2 separate regions of the Homo sapiens genome follow, and region 1 is linked to region 2. Evidence: read pairs that join two places in POLR2A ChIA-PET (ENCODE). Cell type or tissue: HCT116. All regions are shown on one strand. Links, peaks and the distances in the headings refer to the core of each region. The heading gives the core; the rest is flanking DNA.

Region 1 (8,381 bases), core at 140-8,139, 140 kb before region 2:
AGGTAAGAGCTTTTTTCAGCTGGGAGCATCGGTAGACTCACATCCTAGAAACCGAGCTCCCCAAACAAGTAATTCTTGTCCCTTTTAAGGGCCCACAACTCTAAAGGGGCTGCATGGGGGGGGGGTCATGATCAACTGAGCAAGCGAGGGGTACGTGACTGGGGGCTGCATGTACTGGTAATCAGAATGAAACAGGACAGAAAAGGGAATTTCATAATGCTTTTTTATACAATGTCTGGAATTTACAGACAGCACAATTGGTGAGGTCAGCAGTTGAATTTTAACAACCAGGCCTGAAATGTGGCACCCAGTTGTCTGAGCGTGATTTTCACTTCTGCCCATTCTTTCAACCTCCACTTTTTCAGCAAACAAGAAATTAAGTGTAAGACAATATGAGGAGTGGTCGCTCTCAAAACCAGCTTGGCCAACATGGTGAAACCCCATCTCTACTAAAAATAAAAAAATTAGCCGGGCATGGTGGCAGGCACCTGTAGTCCCAGCTACTGGGGAGGCTGAGGCAGGAGAATCGCTTGAACCTGGGAGGTGGAGATTGCAGTGAGCCAAGATCCCACCACCACACTCCAGCCTGGGTGACAGAGCGAGGCGAGACTGTCACAAAAAAAAAAAAAGCAGTGCCTTCAAAAATCTCAGAGAGAAATTATTTCCACCTATCTTTTTGTATCTCTATCTAGTAAAATATCAATTAACTTTATGGGTATAAAAGACATTTTCAGACATGCAGTGTCTCAAAAAGTTTATTTCTAAGGTAACCACTTTATAGGAGGTCTTGAAGGATATGCATCATCAAAAGGAAGAAGTGAGTGAGGAATGCACCCCCTTGAGATCCATGAAGCAGGGGATCTAACAAGAGAGAGGTCATGGAAATCCCAAGATGGTGCAGTAAAGAGAGATATTATGATAACAGCTGTGAGATAAGCCTGAAGAGCAAGTCATCCAGAATGGAACATATAGAAATGTGCCAGGAAAAATTTCTTTCTTTCTTTTTTCTTTTTTATTTATTTTTATTTTTTGAGAAGGAGTCTCGCTCTTTTGCCCAGGCTGGAGTGCAATGGCATGATCTCGGCTCACTGCAACCTCTGCCTCCCGGGTTCAAGTGATTCTCCTGCCTCAGCTTCCCGAGTAGCTGGGATTACAGGTGCCTGCCAGCCTCAGCTTCCCAAGTAGCTGGGAGTACAGGCGCCCGCCACCATGCCTGACTAATTTTTATATTTTTATTAAAGACGGAGTTTCACCACCCTGGCCAGGCTGGTCTCGAACTCCTGACCTCAGGTGATCCACCTGCCTGGGCCTCTCAAAGTGCTGGGATTACAGGCGTGAGCCACCGCGCCTGGCTGCTCTTTTTTATAGACGAAGAAATTGAGGTACAGAAAATCCAGTAAGGTTTTAAAAGTCACGTCATGAATGAACCAAGATTTCAACCCAGAAATTGAGGCTTCACCACAAGTGAAGACTGGGGTTTTCTTGTTTTCAATTATTGGGAGTTTTGGATTTCCAGGAATGTGCAATTGTAAAAACCCAGCTTCAGGAGGTGATGAAATAGGTGCAGTGGCTCTGGTGTAAGCTCTGAAGCCCCAGGCTCAGGCTCTATTGAAAAATTACTTTTGCTGAAATATTCCTGTTTTTAGGAACTTCCATGGAACTTGAGCCTTCACGCAGCATATTTTGGCATCTGATTCAAAGCTAATAGAGGTCCGGAGGATTCCCAGGATTAAAGTCTTTAAACAGAAAGTGTGAATCTTGCCTAAGCAAAAGGTGCCATCCCTGGATGGGCTTGCACCACCAACCTTTCAGTTAACAGTCAAACGCGCTAACCGATTGCGCCACAGAGACTCCAATGGCTTGTGTCTTAAACTCATTTGCTGATACCAGAAATGGCTTTTTAACCTCTGGCTGCAGATAATCTCATGTATTTGATGCCTGTCCAATCCCGCGCACTCCAGAAACCCATAATACGGGAGACAATGAAGCCAAGAGTCGAGTCTTTGGGCACTTTGGACGTTCTACTCTGGCAGAGTCAGCTGGGGGACTCCAACGGCCAAAGGTCCACCTGCTCCTCACCGTCTGCTCTTCACTGCTTCCTCCGCCTGCTCTTCACCGTCTCAAAAGTCGCCGGCCCCTCTACAGGCGACAACTGCAGCTTCTCAGGCGAAAGTCACTCTCTTTCCCATTCTTAGCCCCGCTCACACCTTGCACTCACAGTCATTTCTGCCAGGCCTGGGCCAGCAGACGCGCGCGTGGGAAGGACCAGAACCCGTGGTGTCCTCACTGCGTCCCCCTCGGGTCCTCAGAGGTGGGATCCACAGGAAAGGGACCTGGAGTTTGCACAGGCTGCAGCCCTTCGCCCAGAGCCACCCTAGCACCTAGTAGGTGCCCAATAAATGCTCGGTGAAGGAAGGCATTCCACCGCAGGGTTTTAGGAGAACCATGAATTCCCAGGTGAAAATTAAGGGTTTAGTCCTACTAAGAAGTCTGGAATATAGAGACCTGAACTGTTTCTCAAAGGCAGCTGTTCTTGTATCCCCAGAGCCGGTTTAGAATCCAGCAAAGGCCCCTGCCCAGTGGATCCCACCTCTGGAGACCCGAGGATAGTGCGGTGGGGGGCACCGCGGGTTCTGGTCTTTCCCACGCTCACGTCCACCGGCCCAGGCCCAAAGGAAATGGCTGTGAGAGCAAGATGTAAAGATAGTTACAAATACCAGCTAGGGCCAGTGACAGTTGCAGAAATGAGGACTTGTAATAGTTAGGAGTATTTCTTCATTATTTTGAGATGAATACATTTGGTTATATGTTAACCAATACTTTTCTTGAGAATTCTCGTCTTCCATCATCCTCGCTATCATATTCATTAATAATTAACTTTTAGAAATCTCAATATTTAGGTTACAGGATAGCAAATATGGAATGTGATCTAGCTAAAAAAGGAGTGAACATCATTCAAAGACAAATAAAAGACTTTATCCTGTTGGGGAAAGGGTTGGCATATTTTCACTGAATGAGAAAAAGTATGATTTTCCTATTGTCTTTATCTGAACCTTAAGTATGGCTTTACAAGGAGGAAAAAGGAGGAAGAAGAGAAAGAAGAGGATGAGGAAGAGGAAGAAAAAAGGAGGAGGAGGAAGGTGCACATTGATGCCACTTTGAGAAGAAGTGGACTGTGGTGGATTTGTAATGTATCAGTTTTGCCAAGCTGAATGCACATTTCCCAGATTTGCCATCTTTAGATAGCTCTAGGTTAGCCTGGGCAACAGGAGACACTTGGAAGATAGAATTCGAGTGGCTGTTACACGCTTTTGTATACTGGGAAGGGCGTTGTTACAGCTCAGGCATGATCTTCATCTTCCCTGACCCTTGGACTGGTGGGTGTTTTGCTTCTTGATCTAACATTAAGGTTAGAAGTTGCAGGATTCCAGCAGGGTTTTGTCACATCCAATCTGGTTTAAGTTCCCATATTATTAGGAAAGCTTTAGGGTGCTTCAGGAAAACGCTTTTTAAAAAATCAAATTTGGAAAATATCAAATGGAATTACAGGCAATAAGCATAACCCAGTGGAAACATGAATCAAACCCTCTAGAGCAGGGTTGTCTAAATTTTGGCTTCCTTGGGCCACACTGGGAAAAAAAAAAAAGACACTTGTCTTGGGCCCAGCATAATATACACTAACTGCAACTGAACCGTGCGTGTAAAGCTTGTAAACAAAATCTGTCTGTAAAGTCTGTAAACAGGCCAGGCGCGGTGGCTCAGGCCTGTAATCCCAACATTTTGGGTGGCCGAGGCGGGCGGATAACTTGAGGTCAGGAGTTTAAGACCAGCCTGGCCAACATGGTAAAACCCTGTCTCTACCAAAAATTCAAAAAATTAGCCGGGCCTAATTTTTTAGTGGCCTGCGCTTGTAATCTCAGTTACCTAGGAGATCGAGTATTCTCTGGCTGAGGCAGGAGAATAGCTTGAAGGCAGGAGGCAGAGGTTGCAGTAAGCCATGCACTCCAGTGAACTGTTTGCTGTTAATAAATGTTTACAGTGGGCTCCCATAGGGAAAAGAAAAGCTTAGTTTTATTTCTATAGAACAAAAAAAAAAGTTAAGAGATTAGTAGAGACGGGTCCACCATATTTGACCACACTGACATCAAACTCCAGAGCTCGAGCGGTATTAACATAAAGTTATCAATGCATCTCACAGACTACTGAGATTACAAGCGTGAGAACCAACCACTACCTGACAAAATCTTTACTTTGAAAGTAAGTGACAGATGGGAACAAAGACCTGTTTATTAGTTTATACTAACGCGTTGTATATGCTTCCACAGCAAACAAAATCCACTTTTAAAACGACAGCAATCCAGGGGAAAGCACAAACAGTTCCCCACTGCCACAAATTATGTAGTCGAGATTCCCTCATTTGGGGAAATCACAGGGGTCAGCACATCCAGAGTAAAATTGCTAAGCCTTGCCCTGGAAAAACCACCTTCGTGATCATAACATTTCTTCTGCCAGATAAATATAAGTATAAGCTCACACCCCTCCGCCCCGCCGCAGCCTCATATTCCTCACCCTTTACACGCAAGGTCACTTGCGTCACGCGCATCCCGGAGCCATCCTAGCCCTAACACACAGCTGCGACTCTCCGGTCCGACCAGCGGTCCCAGACTTGCTCCCACGGCACGGGAACTCTTTCGTGGCAAAGCAGCAGCCCCTGCGCTGCCTCATCTACATAGAAATCGCCCTCTCCGTGATGTCACCGACAACGCCTTCCGGATCCCCGTCTGCTCTTCCGCCTCACCCAACGCCCCTCAGCGGACCTACCCGCTGTCGGAGCCGGCGGGGGAAGTGACTTATGCCTGTCCCTTCTTTCCCTCCTGTCCCCGCCCCTCGTCTGCCGCAATGAAGCGGGTACTTAATCTGTGTCCTGTGGAGGTCCCACTTGGCAGCCAGCTGGAAGCCCGTGCACCCTTCTTCAAATAATGGCTTTCAATGAGCAGACTAGGACGTTTAGGATTACAAAGGAAACCGATTCCTTTCAAACCTGGTTATCTTTATGATGTGGCACTGTGTGCATATCTTCGTTAAAACGCATTGAAGGCCACTGCACTCCACCCTGGGCGACAAGAGGTGACTGTGTCTCAAAAAAACCAAAAACACTCCCCCCTCACCCCAAAGCATTAGACGTCAAGGCTGGCAGGGATGTCTGTTCTCTTGAAAGTTCAATATCAAAATACTTGGAAATTAAACTAAAATAGTAGAAGCAAGAACAAAAATTAAGTTGAAGATAATGTCAAGAATATTTCCCACAAACCAAAATAATAATGTAAAAACAGGAGAGAAAAGTTCAGGAAGGTAGATGTCCAAGGTCCATACGATTAGCATGCGTATCAGAAAGAGGATAGAAAAAAATCAGTACAATAATTCAAAACACTTTCCATACCAATGGATTGAAACTACAGTGAATTTAAAGTATTGAATTGATATTGAACTTTCAAGAGAACAGACATCCCTGCCAGCCTTGACGTCTAATGCTTTGGGGTGAGGGGGGAGTGTTTTTGGTTTTTTTGAGACACAGTCACCTCTTGTCACCCAGGGTGGAGTGCAGTGGCCTTTAATGCATTTTAAGGAAGATATGCAAACAGTGCCACATCACAAAGATAATCAGGTTTGAAAGGAATCGGTTTCCTTTGCAATCCTAAACGTCCTAGTCTGCTCATTGAAAGCCATTATTTGAAGAAGGGTGCACGGGCTTCCAGCTGGCTGCCAAAGGGGACCTCCACAGGACACAGATTAAGTACCCGCTTCATTGCGGGAGACGAGGGGCGGGGACAGGAGGGAAAGAAGAGAGAGGCATAAGTCACTTCCCCGCTGGCTCTGGCAGAGGTTTGGTCCCCTGAGTGCTCCTTTCTTGTAAGCAGTTCTTGTTTCATATTTTCACTATCTCTGACACTGTTAACTGTACGATTTTTTTTCTTCTGTACACAAAAAAAAGTTTGTTTCAATAGTGAACTATGAGCCAGGGTGGTGGCTTATGCCTATAATCCCAGCACTTTGGGAGGCCAAGGCGGGCAGATCACCTGAGGTTAGGAGTTCAAGATCAGTCTGGCCAACATAGTGAAACCCTGTCTCTACTAAAAATACAAAAATTAGCCAGATGTGGTGGTGGGCACCTGTAATCCCAGCTATTTGGGAGGCTGAGGCAGCAGAATTGCTTGAACACAGGAGGCGGTGGTTGCAGTGAGCTGAGATTGCGCCACTGCACTCCAGACTGGGCAACAGAGCAAGACTCCATCTCAAAAAAAAAAAAAAAAAAAAAGTGAAGTATGTACCTTCTACAGTATACTCTTCCAACTTAACAGATTCTGTCATTGACATACGATGTTGCATCAATACTTGTGTAAGGGGTTTAACACTACTACTATATATAATAGATGTAATATATTTTATATATATATGTATATATATATATATAACACTAAGGTTTATTAAAACAACTCTCAGTAAACAGATGCCCCTGATGTTCCAACAAAATAACCTACTATTATTAGAAACCAAATAAACTCCTCCTCCTATGAGAAAGAAAGTAAACAACTTCTGGCTTGGCGCGGTGGCTCACGCCTGTAATCCCAGCACTTTGGGAGGCTGAAGCAGGTGCTCATGATCACCTGAGTTTAGGAGTTCAAGACCAGCCTGGCCAACATGGTGAAACCCTGTCTCTATTAAAAATACAAAAATTACAGCGCGCCTATAATCTCAGCTACTCGGGAGGCTGAGGCAGGAGAATCGCTTGAACCTGGGGGGCAGAGGTTGCAGTGAGCCGAGATCACCCCACTGCACTGCAGCCTGGGCAACAGAGCAAAACTCCATCTGAAAAAAAAAAGTAAACAATTCTGGAACAGTTTGAAAAAGCAATTTAAGTGAAAATGACACCAAAAAGGGTAAAAAGAAAAAGGAGGGAATAGTAGGAAATAACCTATATGTGATTATCTATTTTCAATTCTAAGTGGCTTGGTATAGGTTTAGGCAGGCTACCTGGAAAGAAAGAAATAAAGAAGCAGAATGTACTGAGCCACCCCCTCCACCTTCCTTCTTTCCCTTTCACCCAGTGGCCAGGCATCTATCGGTGGGGGCCCCCTCATCTACCCCTTCCCCACTCCACAAAGAAATTTAGTTTAAGCTAGCTTGCAACATAGATAATTGTACCCTTTCTTATCAGCTAAGTGCAGCCACTAGAGCCGTAAGTCAAATGTTTGAAAAATCCTGAGAGTCATAATGCATCGTGTGCTGCAATAAAATGCAGCAGAAAGACCCTAAAGAATGTACTTGAAGAACAATCAATAGGTGATGTCTAGGAAGATTGTGGAAGGCTAGTACTCAGCCTATGAGGAACTGAGGGAGGGACCTGTGCACTAGGGCGTAAATTGCTTGTTGAAACTGTGCTGGGTGTGCCTGCATGCCAGACACCCGATCTTGCAAGACCGTCATTAAAAGTCTCACTTTCGCTGTTCTCTGGGTCTCTGAGTTCATTGTTTGGGTTTAGACAGGTGAATTTGTTTCTCACAAATTTGATTGGATTGAAGGATGAAAGTATTGATCCTGGGCGTATCTGTGAGGGTGTTGCCAAAGGAGATTAACATTTGAGTCAATGGGCTGGGGAAAGCAGACCCACCCTAAATCTGGTGGGCACAATATAATCCACTGCCCATGAATATAAAGCAGGCAGAAAATCATGAAAAGGCCAGACTGGCCTATCCTGCCAGCCTACGTCTTTCTCCTGTGCTGGATGCTTCCTGCCCTGGAACATCAGACTCCAAGTTCTTCAGTTTTGAGACTTGAACTGACTTTCCTGCTCCTTAAGCTTGCAGACAGCCTATTGCAGGACATTGTGATTGTGTAAGTTAATACTTAATAAACTCCTGGCCAGGTGTGGTGGTTCACACCTGTAATCCCAGCTCTCAGAGACGCAGAGGCGGGAGGATAGCTTGAGCCCAGGAGTTGGAGACCTGCCTGGGCAATATAACAAGACCCTGTTTTCCACAAAAAGTAAGAAAAAAAAAGACAAAAAAAGTAAGTGTAATACTTAATAAACTACTTTGTATATCTATCCTATTAATTCTGTCTGTCTAGAGAACCCTGACTAATACAGAGTCACATAAAAATATGAGCCTCAGGCCGGGCACAGTGGGTCACACCTGTAATCCCAGCACTTCGGGAGGCCAAAGCGGGTGGATCCTGATCACCTGAGGTTAGGAGTTCGAGACCAGCCTGACCAACATGGAGAAACCCCATCTCTACTAAAAATACACAATTAACCAGTTGTGGTGGCACATGCCTGTAATCCCAGCTACTCGGAAGGCTGAGGCAGGAGAATCACTTGAACC
Region 2 (8,381 bases), core at 191-8,190:
ACCTCATGTTCAAACTGATTATAATTAAATTTGTGTATAAGGTTTTACTAAAATTAGCTTTAACATTTTAATACACCACACAAAGGTAAAATTTGGTTTTCTCTTTTGATCAAAATGTTTGTGCAGTATTAATAATACATAAAATATTTTTGTTTACTTTCAAAGTAAACTGCAAGGCAAAACAATGAAAGGGAGAGACGGATAGAGTTGGCCTCATGTCTTCATTAGTTCTTACTGTTTAGAAAACTCAGCCTCCTTTGTATCAAAGGGTGAACATTTTTGTTTTATCATTTTGGCTGAATGACTGACTATTCTAAGGTGATCTGTGATCCTATTTTGTGATGTCAAGTGTCTCAAAACTTTGATATCTGGCAAAATTTCTAAGAGTAAAATTTCTAAATTCAGCCTTTTGGGCCTCAAATTAACTTTTTGGATATTAGGTTCTTGAAGTCCAAGAGAGATATATTAGGCTTCTTAGGCTTATTTGTTATGTAGAATTATGCAAGAAGCATTGTCATATCTGAGGTGGTGTTTCACTTCCTTTGGGTTCTATTGACACAGATGTGTTGTTAATGTGTGTTCCAGGATTGTATGAGATTCCTAGAGTTCTGCTATGCTGTCAGTAATAATTATGATTATTATGTTAAATTGTTGTGTGCCACAGAAGCAACAGAATTCCCTTGTCAATTGTATCTATAACCATGGTTGTCTTAAGGCTTTTGTCATCCACAATTGTTGTTTTGCTTTGATTCTTCTTAAAAAGTGACTTATAATCAGTTACATTCCAGGCGTTGCTTCTTTGGGGAAGTCCATGAAAAGGACTCTTGGATGCAGGTTTCTGATAACTTTGGAGATTGTGCCATTGAACTTAAGAGAAAATTTCCAGGGCACTAATAGAAAGACTGATGTGTTCATAGAGATTGCTAGCTGAATATGACAGAGCACGAGTTGATTGCATGGATCAAACTAATGGAGGACTGAAATAAGTTTTTATGGCCTTTGTTTGTTTCAAACATTGTTGATTCTTCAGAGTCTGGAGAACTTGTTTCCTTTTGAGCTATTTATAGCCTGCAACAATTGAGTAGAATAGTCTTCTAAACAGAATTTGAGGCATATTTTTCTCTGTCTGCCGAATTTCCACAGAATTTGTAAACTGAATATTCTTAACTCATGACAATGTGTTTGTTTGCATAAGTTCAATAAGATTCTGTTTTCTTTTATAACAGGACACAGGTGGAGGAATTGGTAATTTTCCCAGGGCTTTGCCTGAAATGGCGTTGTGAAATATTCCAGCAAAGCCTATTTAGGAGAGCCTGTATGAACAAGGATTCTTGCTGCACTTTGTGTGGGTAATCAGGCCAAGTATATTGGACTGAAGCTTCTTTAGGTTGGTCCTGCTGTGTTTTGTCTTTAGTGGAAATGGGGAACTGGACAGAGGAAGATTGTGTTTCAGGAGAAACTACAGTATTAGATGAATGTTTGATTCCTGGGTGGCCATGCAGTCACCCATGGTGTGAAGCTGCTCAGGATGCCCCTCCTCCACATGATGCAGCCAGAAAGATGGATGATCAGATTCCCCATGATTGAGGAACTGACAAATAGAAAGTGGGGACTGAAATCAACCCAAGAGTCCCACAGACAGTGTTTTTGGATAGACATAGAAATGGACCCTTCTGGTCTTAAAGCTTGAAACTTAGGACATTTGTTTTATCTGAGTTCCTTCCTCAGCAAAGGCCTCTCAGGCCTCTCAAAAAGCGTCATAGACCTGAAACTCAGCAGATGACAGCCTCCAGACAATGAGATGCCAGACCCCTCACTCATCATGAGTGCTTCCTCACCCTTCCCTAGTTCCTCTTTTCCCACCCACAGTTACAGTTCTTCCCTGCTACATAAACCCCTCACTTTAGTTGATCAGGGAGATTGATTTAAGACTGATCTCCCATCTCCTCAGCTGCAACACCCAATTAAAGCCTTCTTCCTCAGCAATACTCAATGTCTTAATGATTGGCTTTCTGTGAGCTGAGCAGCAGGGCCTAGACCGAATTCCTGGGCTTTCAGTAACAATACGTGTTTACTTTTAAAGACTGAAATTAATGGGTCATGATATATTGAGAAACTGGAATGGCATCAACTTGGCCAATTCTGAGAAAACACACTGTGCTTAAATGTCAGGGGCCTGCCTCCTGACCTGGACAGTATATGGCTGATTTTGAGTCAAAATAGGAGAGTATGGCCTGGTTTGAGTGTTTTACAGAAATGTAAAACATGGCTGATTGCTTTTATTTTAAATCCAACAAATCTCCATTTCTGGTGAGAAAATTTTGTTAAAACCAACCAACCAAACAAACATAGAAGTATATGAATAAAAAAATAAAGGATTCCCTGCTTCCCAATCTCACTTGATTGCTGTCTTCTGTTATATACTACAGGGAGGAAGGGGGCAAGGTGCCCAGGAAGTCCCACGTCCTGTTTTGACAATCATCTGGCCTCCTTGGGCAAATGGAAAAGAGGGAAAGCATAAAGAAAATAACAGAAATTTTGCAGATATTTCATCTCCGGGCTGGGTGCGGTGGCTCACGCCTGTAATCCCAGCACTTCCGGAGGCCAAGGCGGGCGAATCACTTGAGGTCAAGAGTTTGAGACCAGCCTGGCCAACATGGCAAAACCTCATCTCTACCAAATATACAAAAATTAGCCGGACATGGTGGCCCATGCTTGTAATCCCAGCCACTGGGGATTACAATCACTTGAACCCGACAGATGGAGGTTGCAGTGAGGGGAGATCACCCACTGCCACTGCATTGCACTCCAGTCTGAGCAACAGAAGGAGACTCTGTCTCAATGAAAAGAGAGGAAGGGAAGGGAAGGGAGGGGAGGGGAGGGGAGGGAAGGGAAGGGAAGTTAATCTCGGCACAGGAAACTCTGCCACCGAAGCTTGAATGAAAGAAAGAAAGAGAGAGAGAGAAAGGAAAGAAGGAATGAAGGAAGGAAGGAAGGAAGGAAGGAAGGGAGGGAGGGAGGGAGGGAGGGAGGGAGGGAGGGAGGAAGGGAGGGAGGGAGGGGAAGGGAAGGAAGGAATTTCACCTCGGCACAGGAAACTCTATGACCGAGGCTTCAAGGGCTCTTCTCTGGCCCTAAACCCACAGTGGATTTTGCCTCTTTTTCCGGGGTGCAAATGAAATGACAGAAGTCGATCAACGGAGAGGGCAGAGAGAAAGCAAGAAGGATGGCTCCTTCCTGCAGGTCCACCTACCTTAAGTGTTGCTTGTGGAATCTAAAGAAATGCCTTAACATGGGTGGGTGGGAACTAATTCAGACACCTTTAACAACTTTATGTTGCATGGTTCCATGGTGTAATGGTAAGCACTCTGGACTCTGAATCCAGCGATCCGAGTTCGAGTCTCGGTGGAACCTTTGTGTTTCATTGGCATGGTAAGGCCGTGTTTTACTTCCTAAATGGAATGGAGATTCCGCTGATGTTCAGAAGCTCTGCGCTGCAGGTCTCGGTGTCCCTTCTGCTCCCGCTGTCTCAGCCTCGCGATGTCACCCTCTTCGTCTCCCTCTTCGGTGTTCGGGGTCCCAGAAACCGAGTTATCACAGTGGCCCGGACCACGGGGAAATTGCTGAATCATCCTGTTGGGATCACCGAGCCTGCAGGGTCCCCTTCCTGGGCGAGCCTCCTAGCCCCGTGCAATCGGAGGCCCGGACCCCCCCCGCCAGGGACCCAGCGACCCAGGAAGTCCCCACCCCTTCTCAGGGCGACCTGGGCCTCGGACATTCGGGCAACACTTGACTCATGGTCTTGTGGTATATCTACAGAGAGAAGAATGTATATTTTAGCTAGACTGTCCCCCCACAGGCCCTACAAAAGGAAAAAGAAGGAAAAATAATAAAGAAGGATATATATACCTGAAAAAATTATAAAATAATAAAAATATATATTGTATATATTTAAAATATATAAAAATTATATATTAAATATAATTATACATTTTAAAAATATATTAAAAATATATAAAAGCATATATAAAAGCATCCATTTCAAGTTTGATGACGTGTTTATTACTTTAAAAGGTCCTCCTGTGCCCTTGCAGTCAGTCCCGCCCTCCCCCTACCCCAGCAATCAATGATGTATTTTCTATCACTATACAGGTTAGTTTTACCTGTTCTAGAAATTCACCTTGATGGCGCCACACAGGATGCACTCTTTTCATCACTCGGCATAATGTTTTTGAGATGATCCATTTTATCTCATGTTTCCGTAATGTGTCCCATTTTATTGCTGGGTAGTTCGGGTAGTTGGGGTAGATCGCAGCACATTCTGCCGACAGGTGAGACTGCGATTCCGACCTACGGGCCTTGGTTAATATAAGCAAGGGCACCTGGGCGCGGGGAGAGCCGTTCCCCTACAGAAAGCAAGCGTGTTGTGTCTACAACGGAACGGGGACACTGCTCTCATCCCAAAGAACAGCACCCGTCTGCGTAGAGTTTCTACCTGGCTCTAGGAGGTGAGAACACATTCCCTGCTAGCACAGAAATCCTACAAACTACTGCGGGGGCTGCGGTTAGAAGCAGAGGCTGTGTGAAGGGTGACTCTGGAGGCTACGAAAAAACACGAAGGTTTTCACAGAGAACCCAAGAGACTGGAGACCATGAAGCAAAGTCTGCAAAAAGCAGCCCCACATAGAAAGGTTGGGGAAGAGCCCTGCGGCCACTTAGTTTGTGTTAAATAAGCTCACGACAGCGGCGGAGAGGACCGTAACGCGATACTTTCTGTTTCTCACGCTTGAGACAGTAAGGACGACACTTAACATGCCGTCAAAGCTACAAACCCATAGAAACTAAGAGTAGCCCTTCGCGTAGAGCTCACGTTTTGCACTGCAGTATCTCAGCGGAATTCACTAACGCAGCCCCCCCCACTACCACAAATTATGCAGTGGAATTTCCTACATTTAGGAAAATCGCAAGAATCAGTACACACAATAGAAAAAACCTCACTCTGGAAAAACGATCTTCACAATACTATCTTCCCTCCCAGGTAACTACGGATTTGCACACCTCCGCCCCGCCACAGCTCCATACGCCTCAACCTTTACACGCACGGTCACTTGCCCCGCGCGTCCCCGAGCCCTCCTAGCCCTGACACACAGCTGGGACTCTGAGGTCCGACCAGCTGTCCTGGACTCGCTCCCACAGCACGGAACTCCTTCGTGGCGAAGCAGCAGGTGGAGAAGCAGCGGCCCCTGCGCTGCCTCATCTACATAGAAGTCGCCCTATCCGTGATGTCACCGACAGCGCCTTTCCCGTCTCCGTCAACTTTCCCGCCCCATCTTCCGCCACTCAGCCGACTAACATGCTACCAGAGCCTGTCCACCCTTCTTCAAATAATGGTTTGTAATGCGCAGACTAAAACATGTTGGATTACACAAGAAACCGGTTCTCTTCCCATCGTTATTCTTCTGATGTAGCATTCTACTTGAAATTGGAAGCCGTTCAGTATCAGAGAGAAACCATATCTATGAAACTAGAGATGCTGCTCAGATGACTGCAAACCAGCCATCCTTACTTGTTTTACCACTAGTAGTGTTATAAGGACAGTGGTCCAATTTCATGAATCTTGTAGGGTTTTTTCAAATACAGCAATGTACAAATATGCTGTCCCAGCAGAGCACGCTGGACACGCAGGCATGGTGCTGGAGTTTGTCATCTCTTCCACCTTCTCTAGACCTTAGCACTTAACCTCATGTTAGCACTTTATATTCTGCAAAGAGAGAAACAAGGTGGTCCAAATTTGGAGAAAAAAAAATTGGGGGGAAATTTTGAGGTGCTCAACTGATTACTTTTAATCTGTAGAATACAACCCCAAACTCTGACAATACTCCACAGACTCCAAATCTATCAGGCGAGTTTTTCCTGTCCTTTGCTTTCATATAAATCAAATCATAAAGTGTGTAGTGGGTTTTGTGGGAATATAACTGCCCAATGGGTTCACGTTGCCTGCTGCCTAGACAGAACCAATTTATCAAGACAGGGGAATTGCAATAAAGAAAGTTATTTACCCAGAGCCAGCTGTGTGGGAGATCAGAGTTTTATTATTACTCAAATCAGTCTTCCTGAGCATTCTAGGACCAGAGTTTTTAAGGATAATTTGGTGGTTGGGGGCCAGTGAGTTGGGAGTTCTGATTGGTCAGGTCAGAGATGAACTTACAGGGAGTTAAAGCATGCTCTTGAGCTGGGTCAGTTCCTGGGTGGGGGCCACAAGATCAGATGAGCTGGTTTATCCATCTGGGTGGTGCTAGCTGATGCATCGAGTGCAGGACTACAAAATACCTCACGCACTGATCTTAGGTTTTACAATGCTGATGTGATCCCCAGGAACAATTTGGGGAGGTTTAGAATCTTATAAGCTGGAGGCTGCATGACTTCTAAACCATCATTTCTAATCTTGTGACTAATTTGTTAGTCCTGCAAAGGCAGTCTAGTCCCCAGGCAGGAAGGGGGTTTGTTTTGGGAAAGAGCTGTTATCATCTTTGTTTCACAGCTAAACCATAAACTAAGTTCCTCTCAAAGTTATTTTGGCCTGTGCCCAGGAATGAACAAGGACAGCTTGGACGCTGGAAAAAAGATGGAAGCAGTTAGGTCAAACCTCTTTTGCTGTGATAATTGTCCCAGTTATAATTTTTGCAAAGTCGGTCTCAGGAGCAGAGGCATAGGTTTGACTTCTTTCACTCAGTCTTACATCTATGAATTTTTCATGTTATTCATGTGGTTATTTGTTTCTGTGCGTATTCCTTTGTATGAATATAGGCCAACTTATTTATTTATTCTACTGTTGCTGAACATGTTGACCTAAAAGAAAGACCCTGAAGCACAAAATATAATTTAGAGTTTACTTGAGCCAAAGTGAAGGCAGCTGCCGGGAAGACTCACACCCCAAGAACCTTGGATCTGAGCTCCCTTTGGCCTTTGTCACAAACAGGTTTTTAAAGGTCAAAAAGGGGGACACACAATGAGCTGATGGAAAGGTGGCTGTCAGGAATTCTCATTGGTTTTCAGAAATAGTGTTGATGAGAGCTTGGCTATCCGTTGTAATAGGGTGTGGGATACAGTGTTTGGTGTGGCATTATTAGATTAATTTACAGCTAACTGGGGTGATAGCAAACAGTTTCAACAGTTGAATACATAGCTCAAAAGGAAGGAAGCAGAAAGTGGTTGCTGTCTTGATTTAATGTGTCTCTGATCATGTGAAGTGGCTCACATTCCTCAGATAAGAATTCTTTAAAAAATCTTTCTTCTTGAAAGCACTGATGATCAAAAGCTCAGCCAAGGTGTCCCTCTTTGCCAGGAAGGCTCATTCCCAGATAGTCTTTCCCACGCTGAGGGCAGGGGAGGAAAGGAGCTGCCTCACTGAGGAATTTTTAAGAGCACCCAAAAGCCCAATTGAAAGGGTGACACCGAGTAGAAAAAAAAGAAAAAGAGAAGAAAAGAAAAAAAAGAGGAGAGAGAGACCTTAGTTAAGTCTGCAGCTATCACTTGTTGAATCATTTCTAGTCTTCAGATACCATAAAATCAGTTTTCTCAGAAGTAAAGCAGTAAATATATAGCATTAATTATTTGAATAGTACACATATAATTCACACAAGAATGAGAATCACAAAGAGAATCTGTATGCCAGAACAGTAAGGGAACCTATTCCATTAGGGAGCCAACGAAAAACATCAGGGAAAACATCACATCCCAGTTCTTCTTTCATGATTTCTTGTAGCCAAATGACTTCTAATTTTTTCTAGATGAGGTTCTACTTCATGGGAAGTATTTATTTATGTATATGCAACCAGAGGTTGTAAACACCACACATCCACCTCCCTGCTCAGCTAAATCTATCATCTAAAGCGGGCTGCGGAGGCTGCTGCTGCTGGGGCTCTCCCCTTGGTGTTCTGGGCTGCATTGTACTAAGTGGAGAAGGTGGTTGTGGGCAAGCGTTGTGCAGAGATCACAACCAGGTGGGCAGGGGGCTGCTCTCTCCACACTATCAGTTGACAATGTACAATTCCTTCTATGAACTCTTGTAAGTGCTGCTGTATGTACCCATTGTTTTTGTTTTGTTTTGTTTTGTTTTTGTATTTTGAGACAGACTCTCTGTCTCCCAGGCTGGAGTACAGTGCCACGATCTTGGTTCACTGCAACCTCTGCCTCCTGGGTTCAAGCAATTCTCCTGCCACAGCTTCTCAAGTTGCTAGGACTACAGGCACATGACACTGCACCCAGCTAATTTTGTATTTTTAGTAGAGATGGGGTTTCACCATGTTGGCCAGACTTGTCTCAAACTCCTGACCTCAGGTGATCCACCCACCTCGACTGCCCAAAGTGCTGGGATTACA

The links. ChIA-PET counts read pairs that join two places held together with the same protein. Peaks named below come from ENCODE experiments on the same cell type or tissue, not always from the same donor. Only the 100,000 strongest peaks of a DNase experiment are listed, where the experiment ranks them.
Region 1: POLR2A ChIA-PET joins it to region 2 with 9 read pairs; 2 of 35 experiments call an interaction of 5 or more read pairs at or near these places.

Annotation. Positions count from the first base shown.
Region 1 is chr1:148,398,854-148,407,234 of GRCh38, reverse strand. It overlaps RNVU1-3 (RNA, variant U1 small nuclear 3), which reads right to left and starts at 4,520; the gene lies at 4,360-4,520. It also overlaps the pseudogene PDE4DIPP6. RefSeq lists enhancers at 4,520-4,569, 4,580-4,629, 4,660-4,889, 4,515-5,220. In HCT116, for the core only: no CTCF peak of the experiment used is centred there; DNase peaks (open chromatin) are centred at 4,384 and 4,834; H3K4me3 peaks cover 1,301 bases; H3K27ac peaks cover 841 bases.
Region 2 is chr1:148,260,141-148,268,521 of GRCh38, reverse strand. It overlaps TRQ-CTG4-1 (tRNA-Gln (anticodon CTG) 4-1), which reads left to right and starts at 3,343; the gene lies at 3,343-3,414. It also overlaps the pseudogene RNVU1-22. RefSeq lists silencers at 3,319-3,398, 3,566-3,751 and enhancers at 3,049-3,708, 3,513-3,808, 4,371-5,030. In HCT116, for the core only: no CTCF peak of the experiment used is centred there; DNase peaks (open chromatin) are centred at 3,501, 4,821 and 5,281; H3K4me3 peaks cover 2,463 bases; H3K27ac peaks cover 2,924 bases.